Regions from separate parts of the Mus musculus genome. Here region 2 is linked to region 1. Evidence: chromatin contacts called from ENCODE POLR2A ChIA-PET data. All regions are on one chromosome and are shown on one strand. The core of a region is the stretch at or near the end of the contact, and the rest is flanking DNA. Distances in the headings are between cores, read along the strand shown.

Region 1 (5,111 bases), core at 2,035-4,534:
TATCAGTGATAATACTGACCATTAAAACATCAGAATAGTACTGACAAATAGCTACTGTCTCTGTCCTTTTGCTCACTGCCCTCTCATCCCCTGGGAGATAGTAGTCAGAAATCAGCAAGCAAAGGGTTAAGAAGTAGTACAGGCTACTTTTAGGATCCTAAATGGACTCTTTTTTTGTCCCTCCTACTGTTTCTGGTCTGGAGATTGACCCCAGGGTGCTGTGCACAGTGAATACATGTTCTGTTGTAGAACTACGTGATCAGTCCCTTTTTTTTTTTTTTTTTTTTTTTTTTTTTTTGGTTTTTCGAGACAGGGTTTCTCTGTATAGCCCTGGCTGTCCTGGAACTCACTCTGTAGACCAGGCTAGCCTCGAACTCAGAAATCTGCCTGCCTCTGCCTCCTGAGTGCTGGGATTAAAGGTGTGCGCCACCACACCCGGCACATTATTTCTTAAGTAGGTAGTTCTTAAGTAGATATTTTCTCTACTATGTAGACTTGCATTTACTTCAATTCTAAGAGCAACCTAATTTCTAGGCTCTGAAGGGAAGCAGGGTACAGCCCCTGTAAACTGTCCATACTTAATTACAGTATAATCTCTAGTAATTTGGGCTGTTTCTATGCAATTTTTACATTTTTTTAAGTTTCTGTGTAGCAGAACACAGATTTAAAAAAAAAAAAAAAAGATTTAGCCAGGCGTGGTGGCGCACGCCTTTAGTCCCAGCACTTGGGAGGCAGAGGCAGGCGGATTTCTGAGTTCGAGGCCAGCCTGGTCTACAGAGTGAGTTCCAGGACAGCCAGGGCTACACAGAGAAACCCTGTCTTGAAAAACCAAAAAAAAAAAAAAATTATTTATTTATGTATATTAGTACACTGTTGCTGTCTTCAGACACACCAGAAGAGGGCATTAGATCTCATTACAGATGGTTGTGAGCCACCATGTGGTTGCTGGGAATTGAACTCAGGTCCTCTAGAAGAGCAGTCAGTGCTCTTAACCACTGAGCCATCTCTCCAAGTCCCCAATTTTTCATTTTTCAAAAAACATAATTTTCAAACAAATATTTGTAGACTTCTCAAGTTTTTCTTTGTTTACCTAAGTTTCCTTCCCGCCCCTTAACTGTTAGTTAGCAGAGGATTATCTTGATACCCCTTGAGTCTCAGTCACTGATTTCAAGTTATCTGGTTTGGAGGCAAGTGTCTTTACTGGCTAAACCATTTAGTTAATTTGCTTTTGAACTTTTCCTCACCCTGAGACAAGAGTTTCTCTCTGCCCTGTCCTGAAATTCACTATGCAGAGATTCCGACTCTTCTGGAACTCACTCTGTAGACCAGGCTGGCCTTGAACTCAGAAATCTACCTGCCTCTGTCACTGAGTGCTGGGAATAAAGACGTACCACCACTGCCACCCAGCTATTTTGAATTTCTAATCTTTCTAGTCATCTCCTGAGTCTTGGGATTAACTGCATGTTCCACCACACCAGGTTTTATGCCATGGTGGAGACTGAACCAGGGCTTCCATACCAGGCAAACTCACTACCAACTGAACTGCATCCTCAGGCCTGCCTCTCTTTCTTTCTGGAGCAGGAGGTCTTTCCCAGGGCCATAGGCATTTTAATTATTCACTTCACCCTCATCTACACCCACATCTCAGTCAAAATACAATTTCTTATTTGGGGTATCCAGTAAAAACAAAATTCTTTTTTTTTTTTTTTTTTTTTTTGGGCTTTTCGAGACAGAGTTTCGGTTTCTCTGTGTAGCCCTGGCTGTCCTGGAAATCACTTTGTAGACCAGGCTGGCCTCGAACTCAGAAATCCGCTTGCCTCTGCCTCCTGTCTTTTCTCTTTTCTTTTCTTTTCTTTTCTTTTCTTTTCTTTTCTTTTCTTTTTTCTTTTCTTTTCGTGTGTGTGTGTGTGTGTGTGTGTGTGTGTGTGTGTGTGTGCTGGGCATGGTAGTTTATGTCTGTAATCCCAGGACCCCGAGGCTAAGTAAGGAAGATTTAGCTGAGTTTAAGGTCAGTGTGGACTACATAATGAGCACCGGACAACCAGTTATAGACAGGCCTTGTGAAATACTACACTTCCCCATCCCCACCCCCACCTCCCCAAAATGGTTGGCTTCCATATTCAGCCTAAAGTGCCAAGATTAGAGGCATGTATTACCACACCAAGCCATACATATTGTGTTAATGTATTTGCATGGAATGCATTCGCCCATAGAAGGCAACATCTAGATGTCTTCAGTGGAAACTTCACCCTATTTTTTGACACAGGATTTCCCTGCGTAATTCTGGAAGTCCTGGAACTCGACAAGGCTGGCGTTGAACTCACAGACCCTCTTGCTTCCGTCTTCCCAGGTGCTGGAATTTCAGTTCTACCGCGCTGGCCCCAACCTATTTGTATAGACTGGGCCTCCCACTGAACCAGGAGCTTGCTTATTTAGCTAGGCTGGCAGGTTTCTTTTCAAGCCTTTCAGGTATGGGAGACTACTGTGCTAGTGGCTTATGGAGTGTTGGGGGGGCTAATGCAGGTCTTAATGCTTGTAGGAAGCACTTTACTGAGCCACCTCCCAACTCTTTAATTTTTTATGCCAATTTTTAAAAAAAATATTTATTATTTTATGTAAGTACACTGTAGCTGTCTTCTGACACACCAGAGGGCATCAGATGTCATTACGGATGGTTGTAAGCCACCATGTGGTTGCTGGGATTTGAACTCAGGACCTTCAGAAGAGCAGTCAGTGCTCTTAACCACTGAGCCATCTCTCCAGCCCTTTTTATGCCAATTTTAACGTTTTAAAATGTCACCTTTTTGGTTGTTTGGAAATTTTATTTCTTCACTTACTGGTGTGTGTGTGTGTGTGTGTGTGTGTGTGTGTGTGTGTGTGTGTGTGCGCGCGCGCGTCGCACATTAATGATCAGAGTTCAGCTTTCAGGACTCTGTTCTTCTGGTCCATCCTGGGTTCCAAGAATCGAATTCAGGTCGTCCGGTTTGCTGAGCCCCAGGCGGCTTTTTAAATTTTCCATGCCCGCGAAGTTCTTCTCTCCCTACCATTCATTTCCTTGAAGAACAAAACACGGAAAACTATTTCCTAAAACCCAGAAGCGAGCGCATCCTAGCTGAGAGCTTCAAGGATATAGAACGTCCTCGGAGGTCACCGAGAAACGCCTCCCGCGCCCCTGGGAAGGGGCGGGGCCCCAAAAGTCTCCGCTCTCACTATCCCGCTTGGCCAGGCAAGACAATTCTCGCGAGACTTCAGGCACCTCAGCCGCTGCGCACTACGCGTTGCTGGGAGTCGAGGCGCGGAGTGGGGGGAGGGGCAGGGGAGACGGTACAAACGGCGCGGCCGCCATCTTGTTTGCGCCCCCGCTCCGCACGCGCTCCGGTTTTTCGTGACGCACGCTTCCCCCTCCCCTCCGCCGCGCCCGGGCCTCTGCATTGCCCGACGGCGCAGCAGCGCGGGGGCGGCTGCTTTCTTCGCTGGACGCCGGAGTAGAGGCCTGTGAGTGTATGAAAGCTTGGGTGAGGAGGGGAGAGAGAGAGGGGGCGGCCGGCAGTGAGGGCGGTGCTTCCCGCCAATGGCGGAGAGCTCCCTTCCCTCTGCGGCCGCCGCTGCACTTCGGTCGGCTCTGCCGCCGCCATGTTATGTGTTCGCCGGGCCCGCCGCTGTCGTCGCGGCTGCGCTCGCGGGGTCCGTGCGCCTGGGCCCGCGGGCTTTCTCCCATTGGCGGAAGGCGACGGCGGGGGGGCTCGCTCGTGATTGGTCGGCGGCGGGGAGGCCGCGGACCTGGCACCTTATTGGTCACGCCGGCTCCGGCCTGGGGGGTGATGAAGGAATTGGCGGCTGTCGGGATGCTAGCTGCTCAGGCTCTGGCGGCAGGGCGACGGTCCCTCTAATGCCAGCGTGGCGGGGAGTCTCCGGGACGGAGCCGGAGGCCCAGAGGAGAAAGAGAGTGGTAGCCTGGCGTGTGGCCTGCAACGGGGAGGGGTCACTACTAATACCAGAGGCACGGTCAACTACAAGATGGGGTGTGCAAGCCCCTGCTTTGTAAACACGGAACAGAAGTGTCTTCGAGACCTAGGGGTGCTAGACTTGGAAATTGATCCAGCTTGGGAATGACCCTGAGTAGAAGTCTGAGTGCATGGTATGGAAGTAGTGGGAGTGAGGACCAGAAGGACAGAATCGGATTAGGGAGCCTGCTGTAAGAATTTGGGTTTTGAAACCCGGAGGATTAGTGTAGAACTCCAGACTCCATTCTGGGTTCTGAAATGGAGAGTGGGAAACAGGTAAACAGCCGGATCCCACTGGACAGGTGTATCAACTTTTAGAGGCTGAATGCCATTTTAACATTACATTAAGTAGAATCAGAAAGTCAGCTGTAGAATGTATTTGCATAATTGGGAAGTTGGGGGTTACAGGATTTGGGATCATGCTAGTTTTGAGATGTTATATATGAAATTTTCACTGGTCTAAGAAGAATATAGGATCAGAGCTTTGTGCTTGCTAGACAAACATTCTACCAACTGAGTTACCCCACTTCCCCCTTAAAATTGATCTCTCTTAACTTTCAGTTCAGAGGGCAGGTGAGACAAACTCAGGAGTAATAGACCTTGTTTCGCGTGCTTACCTGGGTGTATGAGTATATTTTACAGTCACACAGATATTGGCAGTGCCATCCTCATTCTGTGAGGGAACAAGCAAGAGTTTGTAAGTTGCTGGAGTCAGGTGTACTGTCCTTGTTGTGGGAGCAGCCGTGCAGATTAGGGTGAGAGGGTTGCTTGAGCCCAGGAATTTGAGGTCAGCCTGTAAGATGTGAGACTCTAAAAGGAAGACAAAACCACGAGGAATTTGGTTAAGTTCACAGCTAGTAAGTGACAGCCCAGATCCAGACACAGATGGGATTCTCCATCCTTACACTGCTTTTAGAGTTCCCACTTCATATCCTTCCTTCTCCTCCTCTTCTCTGTCTTCCTCTTCCCTCTTTACTCTTTCTTTACCTTTTTTCTTTTGAGGCAAGTTCTCCTGTAGTCCAGGCTACTCTTGCTTGCTCTGTATGTAGCTGGTAATGACCTTTCACTCCAGATTCTTCTAGATCCACATCCTAACTGATGAGATTT
Region 2 (5,016 bases), core at 1,933-4,432, 130 kb before region 1:
AAGTCCTCAAAATACATGGAGAAAAGCTAGGCACATCCCAGAATGGTCGAACAGGATTTTAATCTCAGCACTTGGGAGGCAGAGACATGTGGGTCTCTGAGTTCAAGGCCAACCTTGTCTGTATACCAAGTTTCAGGCCAGCAAGGTCTCAAACAAACAAAACAAAATCTAAAAGGCTCACTGTGAGACCCCATCCTAAGGAAACAAAGATGGTAGCACCTGAGGAATGACATCTCAGGCTGACCTCTGACCTAACTACACCACACACACTACTCTGGGTTCATGCACATGATAGGGTTTTGGTTTACCTTAAAAATAGACATTTACTCAGTACCACTTCTGCTTTCATCTAAATACGACTCACTGTTAATATTTTCTCTTGATTTATTGCATCCTTGCATCTACCACAGATCACACTACATATAGGTATGCTGTGGAGAGAGAGACACCGACAGAGAGAGAGAGAGAGAGAGAGAGAGAGAGAGAGAGAGAGAGACTATATACGTGCACACACTAAAAACATGTAACAAAAGTTAGCCGGGCGTGGTGGTACACGCCTTTAATCCCAGCACTCAGGAGGCAGAGGCAGGCGGATTTCTGAGTTCGAGGCCTGCCTGGTCTAGAAGTGAGTTCCAGGACAGCCAGGGCTACACAGAGAAACCCTGTCTCGAAAAACCAAAAATAGATAGATAGATAGATAGATAGATAGATAGATAGATAGATAGATAGATAGATAGTTGGTTGTACCATGCTGATTCTCAGTTCTACACTTTCCACTGGCATCCCATGTCATTCAGACTAGCCTCAATGTGTTCACCATGGTTTGCCTCAAACCATACCAAAATCTGTGCTGGCCATTGCATATTACTACACACGCTCCATCTCAGGGACTTTGCTGTCTGCTAAGACAGTCTTTTTATAGATAGCATGTCTTGACTTATTGCAGCTCTCTTCCAATAGCATCACAGCAGTGGGCACTTTCTCAGCTGTGATGAGGCAGCCCCAGTGCATAGAGCTATTTGCATACAGCTGCCCTTGGTTCTCTTTTATTCCTTTCCCTCCTTACTGACTTGAAGTTGAATGTTTCTGTTCTTTCAGGGGTTACCCTGAGTCACAACATGCACTGAAAACCTTTATTAGGTTACTTACATATTTACACTCTCTCTCTCTCTCTCTCTCTCTCTCTCTCTCTCACACACACACACACACACACACACACACATATCAATGAGTCTGCCTTCAAAAATTACTTTAGAGATTCCAGGTGTCTGCCAAAATACTCCAAGTCAGGTTCTCCTCTCTCTCTCTCTCTCTCTCTCTCTCTCTCTCTCTCTCTCTCTCTCTTTCTTCCCTTTTTTCTTTCTTTCTTTCTTTCCTGCCTCTGCCTTCTGAGTGCTAGGATCAAAGGAGTGTGCCACCACCAACCAGCCACATTTTATTTCTTTAAGGAAACAGTCATTTTTGCAGGTTGGTGCCACCATGAACTGGGGAGTTGAATATGAAGAGCCTTAGGCAGACTGAGTAGGCACCCTAACACCACATGGGACTATGCCCACAGCTTGCTTATCTTTAAGTCTGCACTCGACATTGTAACTGAAGGGAAGCCGGGTGCTTACAGTTATAATGCTGTCTGCTAAAGATGATGCCCCCCGCCCCCGTAACATGTAGAGTCAAAAACAAAACAAACAAACCTCCTTCCACATTAACAATCAGAGTGGGACTGTGGGGAACCAATGACTTGTGATGTATTATACAGGCATTTGAAGCCTACTCTGAATGACACCTGGTGTCTGTTCCAATCAAGAGTTAGCTAATTAGTTACTTAGTGCAGTAAGACTAACTGCTTAGCAAGACAGAAGTCAGCGGGTCCCTTAGATGGGGACACTGACAAACAGCTCATGAGATAAACTCAGAGCTTTAGTTCTGCCAACTCCAAAGATCTTCCACTCCTCTCAGGGGTGCAATCCCTTTTCCAGGAGCACCAGATGCAACTGTACAGTAGTGTTTAATAAACTCTCTACTGCCAATTTGTCTTTTTTTTTTTTGCAAATTAATTTACAGCCCAAGTGCCACTGTCTTCAACTCAATAGATAGAGATGACTTTGAACGAAGATCACAGCCAACGACACGAAATTTTTTTGCAGTTCATGAATTTTTCCCATGTTGTTTCACTTATCTTCCCCCATCCCAAACACACACAGACACACACACACACACACACACACACACACACACACACACACACACACACATTAAAGAGAACACCCAGCCCTTCGAGGTTCTACTCATGTGGAGAGGGTTTCCTATATCAGTCCCAAGTCCGCTCATTTTTCCCCCTCCCAGTCTCTATGTGCAGTATGAAAGGTCTGTTTTCCAGATAGCTGGGCAAAAGCCGCTTTCAACTTGGATTAACTTTCTGGATGCTGGTTTTCCAATTTTTGCTCTGGTAAGTGTTTACTCTGTCGTCATCTCTTCTGTATCTTCCAGTGGGCTCAGTTTTATTTTCTCAATGCCATATGTTTACTGAACTTTTAAAGAGATAAGTTAAATTGAGGAACTGAGGAAGGCTAACTCAGACACCAGACACTTCCCCTAGCTACAGGCACTCAGGAAACACGCCGTGAGAATATGGGAAGAAAGGGGTTCTACCTTCCAGGACCATGGGAAAATAAATTCCTATTGTTTAAGTCACCGGTGTGAAGTGTTTTTCTTTGGGGGTGGGAGGCAGCCTTAAGCAAACTAATACATGTCTTTAGGGACATTAAAAATACATATCCCGGAATTTTTTTTTTAAGTTTATTGTTTTCTAGGCCCCTGTTGCCTTTTGGATTGTCTATTTTTCTACTTATCGAATTCACCAGAATTAGGAGATTAGGAGAGAGCAGGAACTGCGTGCGATTTAAGGCTGCATCCTGAAGCCTTAAGAATGAAAGAATGACAGAGAAGCGGCTTCTCCAGGAAGACTCGCCGGGCCACGGGGTACAGGAGACCCTCAGCAGGGGCTGCCGGCTTCGCTGGACACCGCCCCTGGGTCTGCCCGGGCGGCTTCCGGCTTCCGGGATCTGGGTCGCGCAGCACCCGGGTGGGCGGAGCCACGGGCAGGGCGCTGACGCGAGCAGCGTGGGGTGGGCGGGTCCCGGGTGGAGGCGCGGGGACACGAACCGGGCTAGAGGGGCGGGGTGAAACGGCGGAGCTCGGGCATCTGAGCCGCAGCCGGCGCCGCAGGTCCTGGGCTGGGACAGAAGGCCGGGCAGGACGCCTGTGCGCGCGGAGCTCCGCTCCCGGGTGCGGCGGGTGAGAAGCGGGAGAGGCCGGTGTCCAGCCCGGAGGCCGACGGTGTCCTGTGTCCCTCGGAAGCCACGCTGCGCACTGGGCGCCGCGGTGTGAGCGTGGAAGGCTGGCGGGAACGGATCCGGAGATCCTCCGGTGAGTAGGCGACTCTGCTGCGGAGCTGCGAGCTCGACCGGGTGGCTGCCTGCGAAGTTCTGCCGATGGGTCGTTCAGCAAGCTTCTGGGATTGCCAGCTCCTTCGGAAGGAACAGCACAAAGTTTGCACTTAGTGACGAGACTTTTTACATAGTCGGGGCTATTTGCACCAACTCCGGTCTTTTTGGACAGGCAGTCTTTCACCTTTCCTCCTCTTCCCCCAGACTTCAAAGAGCAGTCCCCTCCCCGAGAGAGAGCTGCGTTTGGGTATCAGGTCCACTGAATCTGGTCCCAGTGTCCACAACTATTCATATGCTGAATGGGCGATTCAGATGATGGATTCGGGTTGTTTCCAAATTGCTGTTATGGTCAGTTCTGTAGTGGTTCTACTTGCACTTGACATACTATATTTCCTCCTCTCCAGCTCTGTGGGAGCACATAACCCTGCAGTTTTAATTGCATCTGAACCGGGGATTCGTTTCACCAGCTGTGCTGGGCATTTGGAGTGTGTGATGACGACTGTTGCTGCTGGCTTATGACAAAGCGCAGCCCTGTGAATTACTGTTTTATCAACTGAGATATTCAAGCTGAGCTTTCTAATTGTTTTCTAAAATAACTCTAAAACATGATGGCCACTGGGGCCCCGTAAAGGCTTTGGCAGACAGGTCTGATGCCCTGGTAAAAGGAGAGAACCAACTCTCAAAAGTTGGCATGTGACCTCCACCCCCATAAATAAACGCATGTGATTTTTTTTATTTTTAATTTTTTTTAAAGATTTATTTCTTTATTATAAGTACACTGCAGCTGTCTTCAGAAACCCCAGAAGACGGTGTCAGATCTCATTAGGGATGGTTGTGAGCCACCATGTGGTTGCTGGGATTTGAACTCAGGACCTTTGGAAGAGCAGTCAGTGCTCTTAACTGCTGAGCCATCTCTTCAGCCCGTGATTTTTTTTTTAAACTTTAAGATAATGTTTATTGTACAGCTTTAAAATAAAAAGGTCTTAATTGTTAACTTAGTAGACCTAACATTGTCTCAACACTGCATCCCTGTGCAGTAGTTAACATCCACATTTTATAGATGAGGAAACTGAAGGTCAGACTTGAAGTGCCTCAGGTCTCAGCTTTACATACAGGTCAGACATCAAAGAGCCTTCCTTGGCGCCAGCTCCAAATATGTAAGCAGGCAGAAGGGGCATGCAGCTTACAAGGTGGTCAGGTCAGGGCATGTGGACATTTGTACTTTTTTTTTTCCTTTGGTACTGGCGTCTTTGTATCTATGTGTTTAAAGTTGAGGGTTACTTCTGTATCCAGGACACTATTATTTCAGTATTGGTGCCGAATCTTCTAGGCCTTTTTGCAGCTATAAAGACAGTTCTGGACTTCTGGCTGTATGATGGGTTCTCTGGGTCTCTCCTTTCATGCCTTTTGCTCTCTAGGCACACAAAGCAGGTTAGTCCGATGGCTTAGTGGGGAAAGGCACCTGCTGCCAAGTCGTACAGCCTGAGCTCAATCCCTCTGACCCACTTGTTGGAAGAAGAGAATGGACTCCCATAAGTTATCTTGTACCCTCCAGCTGAGCACCATGGCA

The links. ChIA-PET counts read pairs that join two places held with the same protein, here RNA polymerase II (POLR2A).
Region 2: POLR2A ChIA-PET joins it to region 1 with 12 read pairs in Patski. The contact joins the promoter of Zfp69 here to the promoter of Nfyc in region 1. POLR2A ChIA-PET finds 5 or more read pairs at or near these places in 3 of 5 experiments (Patski and embryonic stem cell).

Annotation. Positions count from the first base shown.
Region 1 is chr4:120,823,914-120,829,024 of GRCm38, reverse strand. It overlaps Nfyc (nuclear transcription factor-Y gamma), which reads left to right and starts at 3,284. Exons shown (of 10, transcript NM_008692.4): 1 at 3,284-3,495.
Region 2 is chr4:120,949,854-120,954,869 of GRCm38, reverse strand. It overlaps Zfp69 (zinc finger protein 69), which reads left to right and starts at 3,182. Exons shown (of 6, transcript NM_001384119.1): 1 at 3,182-3,426.